2 separate regions of the Homo sapiens genome follow, and region 1 is linked to region 2. Evidence: read pairs that join two places in POLR2A ChIA-PET (ENCODE). Cell type or tissue: PC-9. All regions are shown on one strand.

Evidence for each region. Peaks named below come from ENCODE experiments on the same cell type or tissue, not always from the same donor. Only the 100,000 strongest peaks of a DNase experiment are listed, where the experiment ranks them.
Region 1: POLR2A ChIA-PET joins it to region 2 with 5 read pairs; 3 of 35 experiments call an interaction of 5 or more read pairs at or near these places.

Annotation. Positions count from the first base shown.
Region 1 is chr17:31,069,738-31,074,737 of GRCh38, reverse strand. No RefSeq gene overlaps it. Among named protein-coding and RNA genes, the nearest start is that of MIR4733, 22 kb to the left of the region's middle. In PC-9, no CTCF peak of the experiment used is centred here; a DNase peak (open chromatin) is centred at 2,327; H3K27ac peaks cover 483 bases.
Region 2 is chr17:31,154,956-31,159,955 of GRCh38, reverse strand. NF1 (neurofibromin 1) reads right to left here. Exons shown (of 58, transcript NM_001042492.3): 2 at 3,830-3,973; 3 at 863-946. Among named protein-coding and RNA genes, the nearest start is that of MIR4733HG, 62 kb to the right of the region's middle. In PC-9, no CTCF peak of the experiment used is centred here; no DNase peak of the experiment used is centred here.

The DNA of each region.
Region 1 (5,000 bases), 85 kb after region 2:
AAAAATACAAAAATTAGCCAGGCGTGGTGGCGCATGCCTATAATTCCAGCTACTCTGGAGGCTGAGGCAGGAGAATTGCTTCAACCCAGGAGACGGAGGTTGCAGTTTGCCCAGATTGTGCCACTGCACTCCAGCCTGTTGACAGAGCGAGAATCAGTATCAAAAAAAAAAAAAAAAGAAAGAAAGAAAGTAGGTAGACCCAGCCCTGTGATCCAGGAGAAAAAAGAATATGACTCAGGGACCTGCCTGAGAACCCAGAATTGGTTCAGAATATGAGAAACTCCATTGTAAGAGGCCTGTGAGCCCCCACCCAGATGAACCCTCACAGCAAAGACTGTACCATGAAACAGAAATCATCCCTGGCCTGGCCAAAGAAGCATGCCCGGACCACCACTGCCTAACAACTAGATGAATGGAAAATCTTTGAAAATTGGGTCATGGATGCTGGGTAGCCTGAAATGTGCACTAAATGGGGTATTTATCTGTATTGCTAGAGATCGCCGATTCCCAGGTACCAGGCACCTCTCTCTGCCCTCCTGCGAGGCGACACAGTGATACAGTTAAGGGGAGTCAGACTGCCTGTGTTTGTACCCTGACTGTGCACAAAGTGGGTGAGCTAAGCCAAGCCACTTCACTTCTCTGAGCCTCAGTATCCTCATCTGTAAAGTGGAGTTATTTATAAAACGTACCTCCTAGTGGTGGTTTTATTTTGTTTATTGGTTTTGTTTTTCCAAGATTCATTAGTATATATAGCTCAGTGCCTGGGATAGCCTGTGATCAAACACATTATCTGTTATTATTTGGCTATACTTTCCTCTTGAACAGACTTCCTGAAACAAGCCGCACGCCAGCTGAACTTATTTTGATATCATTAGCTTTTTGGTTAGTTATCGTTTACAAAAGCGTAGTATATAAATATTCTATTTTGGGGCTGAGAAGAACATTTTCAGACTTTTTAACCAATGAAACCTTATTTTCAAACCAACTTCTGTAAGAAGCTGCATTTGTAAAGCTAGTGAAAGCTGCCTCTAGTTGAAGCTGTTGGGAGTGGAAGCCTCACCTTTCTTCCTGCCCAGTGCCTGAGACACCATGGGAAGCCCTGGTCTCCTGGAACAAGGAAGAACACACCCCACGTTCAACATTGCCCCAGTACATCCTCTTAGTTTACAGTCTGAAGTTCATCAGGGGGAGACGACTTGTTCAAGATCTTTCCAGCCTGTCAGGGACAGAGCAGGCACTTGAATCCAGGCACTGTTCTCTTCGATGGCTTCCCTCACTTTCATCACTCCAGGACCACCTGCAACGTTTTTGGTTTTGCTAGAGTATCATGTTATTTATTTATCTAATTCCTTTCAGTGATTCCCCCTTCTTTTTTAAAATCTTAGCCTTGCTATGAGCAATAACATCCACGAATCTCATGTTTGACCTATTATATGTCTTTCTTAATATACATTTAAACAAATAAGTATTTTTAAAACTATGTGTTCATGGCCAGGTGCATTGGCTCACACCTGTAATCCCAGCACTGTGGGAGGCCAAGGCGTGAGGATCACTTGAGCCCAGGAGTTAGATACCTTGCAACAAAGCAAGACCCCATCTCTACAAAACATAAAAATTAGCTGGACATGGGGGCACTCACCTGTAGCCCAAGCTACTCAAGTGGCTGAGGCAGGAGAGTTGCTTGATCCCAGGAGTTCAAGGCTGAGGTAAGTTATGATCACACCACTGAACTCCAGCCTGGGCAACAGAGCAAGACCCTGACTCAAAGAAATTATATATATATAAAATATATATATATTATATATAATTTTAGAGCATATATTTGGAACAAAATATATACTTTTGCAACATGTACATATAATTTTGGAGCATACTGCTCTGTGTGCAAAAAAGAAAATGTCTTAGCTCTGTGGAAGCCAGTCCAGGTTAGCTGCTATGTTTATACCAAATACCAGGAGGTCCAGGGATTTGCTGGGCCCTGTTCCCTGTGGGCCTCAATTCAACAGGATGACACAAGTTTAGAATGAAATTAAAGCATGACTACAATGCCGTTGTTTTTATGTTTCTTTTTTCTTTTTCTTTTTTTTTTTGTTTTAATTAGAAACAAGAGGTAGGAGGATGCTGAATCAGGTGCTCCTTTGAAAGCATTTCCCATTCTATAATTTACTGGGTTCCACATACTATGGAATGTTTGAATTTATAACTTTTCAAGAACTGTCTGTATATGTTTAATGTGTATACATTACATTGACAAAGCCAGTTAGTCCAGCCTTTGTAATCACAATAAGATGCTGCAGGGCTCAAATGGTGGGGAAATAACTCCCACCTTGGAATGTTAATTGCACTTGCTTCTCAGCCTGGAGGCTGAAAATGCAGCAGGATCATTGTGCAACACTACATGTCCCATCTTGTCTGACTGGCTGTAGCTTTAGAAATGAAGAAAGAGAAGAAAATAATTTAAGTTTTGCCTAGAGTTAAGGTTACCTTTTTTTTTAAAGCATTCCTCCTTCCCCTTTCAGATAAAACAACCCATATAGACTGTACCAGATATAGAGATTTAATGCTTTTTCTGTTCTCTTCAAAGATAAAATTTTCAGTGGACTTTTCCACTTGGTGCATGTCCTATGCTTGGCTTGTCACCTTACATCTGACACAAAGGTAATATAACCCAGGATTGGTGAGACGTACCCTCTCCTTTGCATTCCACATTCAGAAGATCTCATTTCCATTTCCAGTTACACAAATATCAGAGTCCCACTGTGGGTAAAAAGTCTTCCAGAAGTGGTAAACCCAGATTAGATAGTCAAGCTGCTCCTAGAAGATAAACTAAAAATAATAATTAGTAAAGCATTAGCAGTATACTAGCTGAAAGCACAGACTTTCATTCAGACAGAGCTGAGTTTGAATCCTGGCTTTTTACCACCATGAGATGTGGGGTGAGTGAATTAACCTCTCTAGTCCTTTGATGTCTTCACTTACAATCCAAGGATACGAATAGTACCTACCTCATAGGGCTGCTTTGAGGATTAAATGAAATCATGCTTATAAGATATTAAGTGCTACAAAGCACTGGAAATTGCTAGCCATTATTCTCATATAACTCTCATGATTACCATTACTTACAAATTGCCTGAAATCGATATGGTCACTGTGGCAGATTCCACGAATGGGTCCACACAATATCTGCTTTGACCATTTCTAAAACCTACAGTGTCTGGACTCTTTTGTAGCTAGGGTTCTGCCTATGACCCAGGTTCTGCCCAGCAGATGCCTATGTGCTCCAGGAAGATGAAGGTCATTTAAGTGAAGTGGCAGCACATGTAGTTGGGTCCATCTTTTTGCAGACATGACCGTGAAAGAGCCTTGAGAGAAGCCTCACTGTCCAGCCCCCAGCATCACAGGTATTGAATGGTGAGCAGCAGCAGTGGGGCTTCTGTGAGAACAGCCCTGTTTATGGCTGGGCATTTCTGCTGGGGTTGTTTCCGGCTGTGTGGTATCCTCACCTGTTTCTCTGGCACTGCTGGAAATCCCATAAGCTACCTAATACCCTGCTGTAACCCCTTTCTATTGAAACTAGCTAGAGTGAATTCTGTTGTCTGCAACTAAGAACACAGTAATTATCAAAACAATCAATACAGTAACTATCAGAATAATCCTTATTACTATAGTATAAAGATTTCTTTTTTTTTTTTTTTTGAGACAGAATCTTGCTCTGTCACCCAGGCTGGAGTGCAGTGGTGTGATCTTAGCTCACTGCAATCTCTGCTTCCTGGGTTCAAGCAATTCTCCTTCCTCAGCCTCCCGAGTAGCCGGGACTACAGGGGCACACCACCATGCCCGGCTAATTTTTTGTATTTTAGTACAGACGGGGTTTCACCATGTTGCCCAGGCTGGTTGTGGACTCCTGACCTCGTGATCCGCCCACCTCGGCCTCCCAAAGTGTTGAGATGACAGGTGTGAGCCACTGCACTGGTCAAGATTTCTTTATTAGTCATATTCAGGTTACTAAGGGATAAATAAAAATATGTATAAAAACCTTTCCCTTGGCCAGGCGCAGTGGCTCATGCTTGTAATCTCAGCACTTTGGGTGGCTGAGGTGGGCGGATCACGAGGTCAGGAGTTCAAGACTAGCCCGACCAATATGGTGAAACCCTGTCTCTACTAAAAATACAAAAATTAGCCGGGCGTGGTGGTGCGTGCCTGTAGTCCCAGCTACTCTGGAGGCTGAGGCAGGAAAATAGCTTGAACCCGGGAGTCGGAGGTTGCAGTGAGCTAAGATCACACCACTGCACTCCAGCCTGGGTGATAGAGTGAGACTCCGACTCAAAAACAAAACCAAAAACAGAACCAAAAACAAAAAAACTTTGCCCTTGCCTTCAAAATATATTTATCCTAAAATATACCGAATGAGTTGAAACCTGTTTTGTTTTTGTTTTTGTTTTTTAAAAAAAGCTTAATTTTCTTTGGCAGCAGAAAGCCTTTTCTAAGGAACTAGCAGAATGAGCTAATTAAACTTGAAGCTTTACGGAAAAGAATCCTCACTTGGGTCTTTATTGAGGATGACAGGCAAGCCTACCTGGCAGTGTTCTCTAGAAATTATAATGGGAGAGTTGAAAGGTGAGCCAGAAAGCCAGTTTGTGTGTATAAGTACTTGGCTCGGTAGGTTGTATATAGGCACTAATGTACTTACTTATAGGATGGTACCCAGGGGAGTGCTCAATTACAATGAGAAGAATGCCTTGAAAGAAGTAATTAACAAGAGCATTGGGATATCTCTCCAGACAGATTTTGAATTAATGAAAAATTACTGTGTGATGGGTACAGCCCTGGGTGAAGTGTGGTTTCAGTTTTACCAGTGTTCTTATCTGTTTTCATTGTCATTAGTAGTTTTAAAAATATAACATCAAATTCTTTCTCCTTAGAAAGACTGCTCTTTTTTTTGAGACAGGGTCTCACCCTGTCTCCCAGGTTGGAGTGCAATGTTGCAATCTCAGCTCACT
Region 2 (5,000 bases):
ATATTAAGGTCTCTTTCAACTAGTTTCACTATAGAGAACTGCAACATATGTGAAGAGGGAAGCAATTCTGAATCAAAACAAAATTCTGAATTCTGAGCCAAAGGAAGAGAGAACATAAGAAATGAGTTAATTTCAATACACATGGATTAGGCAGATCATTAAAACAGAGGTATTTAATTTATATATTTATATAAACTCTTACCATGTTCCAGGAAGAATTAAGGATAATGATGTATAGAAATACTTTCTTTACACAATAGAAATACTCTTGAAAAAGTTCAAATTAAGTCATGGTTGAAATACACTGTGGTAACAACTTACAGGAAACCAGAGAAATAATTGTTTGGTACTCTCCTCCTCCACATACCTATCGCATATTTGTGTGTCTACATAAAACAAGTGTTCTCAAGGTAACATCTATCCTTAATAGGTTTAATTTTTAAGTTCTCATTTACATAAATTTCAAAAGTAGAATATTAAAATCATATTCATATAGGAGGAAATACAAGATTACTCTTGGACTTCTGAATCGCACTCTCCCACAACTCTCTGAGAGATCCGTTAAATCAAATAGTGATCTCTTCATAAAATATTTTCCTAAAAACCTGAGAGACAGATACGTGGCTGAAACATAACATTTTATAAGTAAACTTAATATCTGTTTAATTTACAAAAGATGAGAAAATTTTCTCATGAAAAATTGTCTGTCACCAGGTCAGCTATATTAACAAAACTCATATTTATATGTCTCAGACAAAAGTCCATAGGACTGTCCTCTTGGTCCACATCTGTACTTTGGGACATAAGATCATTCTCAAGATCAAATTCACAAAGCCTGCCTACTTAAGATCAATTTACTTACCCCAGCAAGACATTTTTCCAGTGTATCCAATATAATCAACTGAGAGAGATATAAATTTTTTTCAGCAGCTTCTCCAAATATTCTCTAACAGAAAAGATATTCAGAACATAAAAGTTAGTTTCACTTTCTGCTACCAATCAACACACATCTGAAAAGTGAAAGACTAAAAGATCAACAATAGTCTTCCATTTTACCTCCCAGATTATACTATACTTAAATATATTATTTCTGATTTTATCCTAATCCTCATAAAAACTAAAGTCTAAGGCAAACAGAAATGGCATTTATTAGAGTCTGCCATTAACCTTGTAACAGTAAAAGATGCTGTTTTGCTTCATGCTTTAAAAATATGTAGGATTTAGACACACATATAGACCTGTACCAGAATCTTGAATTGGGGATTTAACTATACTTTTATGCCACGAAATGATCAAAGTCTTAATTTTTATAGCAAAAACATGCTATAGCACCACAGTGAATTTTAAGTACTCACTATCCTCAAAATGAATACTACATATGTATTTATTAACAAGAGACTATGGTTTTGAAAACTTATTTAATAAGCACTAAATGAACGCCAATATAACAATGCTGTTTTGTTTTGAAAAGAGGGTCCCAAATATTAAAATATTTCAATATAACTGGGAACACAGCCACATATTCATATGTGCAAATACTAAACTGTGCCCCACACACTGCAACAGAGGAGCTACAAAAAATGTTAAATGTCTTTCCGTAAATCTCTTTACCTATTTATAAATGGTCCTGCTTTTGGGGGGAAAATACTAATTTTTTCCATAAAGAAGGTAAATGATTTTCTACACCTCCAGTTTATTAGTTTTGTAAGTTTAGGGTATTGTGTAAGCAACTTTCTTAAAAGGAAACACACCAAGGATGATGCGAACAAAAAGTTAAACACCACATGCTCTCACTCATATGTGGAAGCTAAAAAGAGTAAAAAGTAGAAGAGAGGACACTAGAGGTAAGAAGGGTCGGGTAGGGAGAATCGGGGTGGGTAGAGATTTGTTAAAGGATACAGAAATATAGCTTTATAGGAAGAATAAGACTTAGTGTTCTGTACTACTGTAGAATGACTATGTTAACATTATATAGTTAACTTTTTTTTTTTGAGACGGAGTCTCACTCTGTCACCCAGGCTGGAGTGCAGTGGCGCATCCTGGCTCACTACAAGCTCCGCCTCCCGGGTTCACGCCATTCTCCTGTCTCAGCCTCCTGAGTAGCTGGGACTACAGGCACATGCCGCCACACCCCGCTAAGTTTTTTTTTTTTTTTTTTTTAGTAGAGACGGGGTTTCACCATGTTAGACAGGATGGTCTTGATCTCCTGACCTCGTGATCCGCCCGTCTTGGCCTCCCAAAGTGCTGGGATTACAGGCGTGAGCCACCATGCCTGGCCTACAGTTAACATTATATAGTTTCAAATAACAAGAGAATATTCAATATTCCCAACACAAAGAAATGATAAATATTGAGATGATGGATATGCTAATTACCCTAGTGGGATCACTATGTATTATATGTATTGAAACATCAATATGTACCCATAAACATGTACAATTATTGTATGCCAGTTAAAAATAAAATAGAACAAGAGAAAAATTATCTAAAATATGGGAATAAGGCAAAAAGGTAACTTCATGTCTTTTCAATGTCATACTAGAATATTATCTAATAAACCTAAGGACCATCTCAAAAAAAAGGAAGGGGGAACAATCTTCACAATCTATAACCAGAAGTTGTTTCACAACTCAATACAAACAAATACAAACTGGGATTATAAATGCAGGCTGGGCGCGGTGGCTCACACCTGTAATCTCAGCACTTTGGGAGGCCGAGGCAGGCGGATCACCTAATGTCAGGAGTTTGAGACCAGCCTGGCCAAAATAGTGAAACCTCGTCTCTACTAAAAATACAAAAAAATTAGCCGAGCATGGTGGCACATGCCTGTAATTCCAGCTACTGGGGAGCCTGAGGCAGCAAAATCACTTGAACTGGGAAGGGGGAGGTTACAGTAAGCCGAGATTGCGCCACTGCACTCCAGCCTGGGTGACAGAATGAGACCCTGTCATTCATTCATTCATTCATTTATTCATTCATAAATAAATAAATAAATGCTAAACACCAGCAGAGAGTTCAGAGTTAATCAAGAAAAATCCAGATCAGTTGCCATGAACTGAGTATGTTAGTTTGAAACAGCTTAGAATGGAGATGTTAAATAGGAATTTAGAGAGAGGAAGGGATCACTTGAGAAAGACAAAAGATGTTATATGTTCAAAGGTACAGAGGGAGGACAGCTGGAGTACTCTGAAGTCTAGGAAACGTCAATCGATTTTAGAAAATGGGAAGAAGAAAGAAATTATGAGCTTTTAACAGTGGAATTATTTGATGAAACTGGTATTTGAGAAAAACTGTTTCAACAACAGGGTAACTACTACAGAATCTGTCACAGGTTACAGAAGGAAGAAAAAACACATATCTTCATAAAAAAATCAATCCACATTTTAGGACTATGAGATCATATTTTATCATCTACTTAGGGCTGGGACAACCGTAAGTAAATTCAAACAAGATGCTAAAGAAAAATATGTGTAATGGATTACTGTGGTCAATTCGTGTAGGCCACAAAAGCTCTATGAAATCCTAATTCAAGAAACATACTGGAAAAGGAGACATGGTCACAAAAGATAGGAGATGTTTCTAAGGGAAATAATAAATTAAAATGAAAGTTACAGTTACTTGTGCTCACTGAATCTAAAACCCAGCTGATTAAAAATTTGACAAAATAAAATTAAAAGGTTATCTGTGCTCGTAAACAAAATAAGATTAATGGTTATATCCAAAGTCCACAGAAAATCACTTTCCATACTTCAAAATATGCTGTTCTAAACTTTTTAATCAAAAAGAAAAGAAAGCAAATTCCCCAAAACACAGTAACCCAAATACTCACCATATTGTTAACATTCTTTAAAATAGTAGTGAGGCCGCTTATAACCAAAGAAAACTTGTATTTGGAAATATTGATTAGACATTCCTTGTTGTGCTCAGTACTGACTTTGGTATGTGTGTTCTGCTGTCCTGTTTTTATTGGAAGCTGAAAAAAAAAGAAAAAAAAAACACGTTAACAGCTTATCCTTAAAAACGACCATAAATAACTTACTTGCCATTGAAAATCATGACGTTTTAGGAAAACTGCATCAACCACAGATACCTATACTTGCATCTCAAACTCCGATTTTCAATCAACCTCCAATATATGATACACAGATATGTACATTTGCATCTCAAACACCAATATATGATAGCATTTATTATAGCAAATCTTAAATTCTTTGGAAACTTCCATTTTTGCAGCTTTCTTTCTGGAAGTCATAAATCTCTATCTACAAAATAGAATTCTTTATCCAGCACTATATAAGAAGAAATGATGACTCACAGAAACAGAGCTATTTGCTTGTGGCTAAAAATTATTTCAGAGAATGTCTGCAATAAAATGCATACAACCGTTTCCCTTATCCATTGAACTCAAACATTAAAAGAAAAACAGATCAAGAAAATCTATGCCCTAGACTTCTTGTCAATAATGGCAAACAACTGCTGATTGTTCAGAAGCAAGAACAAACTATAAAACCTGGGGAAAAAACAGTAAGACTCACTCAGTAAGATAAGCACCCTCAGCTACACAATTGAAGGGATAACAGAACACAAGCAGACAAATCCCATGAGAAAAAATATTCTATGAGAAGACCACATTTACATTTCTCTGTGAATGAGTTAAGTTCCACTGTCTAGAAGTTCATCTCTACTCTGCTCAAAAATAGCATTCTGTATTTAAAGCATCATGGACATACTTACTGTTAATATTAAACCCTGCTAATGCTAACAGAGAAACCTAGCAATGTTCCTCTGTGAAAAAAACAAACCTGAATATAACTTTCTCATTTTTAACATAGTACAACTAAAGGTGGAAAGAGACCGAGGGGCATGCCCAAGTTTGCTAAATCAGTTAATAATGGACGATTATTTTGATAGTAAAGAAATACTAAATAGGCTGGGCACGGTGGCTCATCCCAGCACTTTCGGAGGCCAAGTCAGGCAGACCACGAGGTCAGGAGATTGAG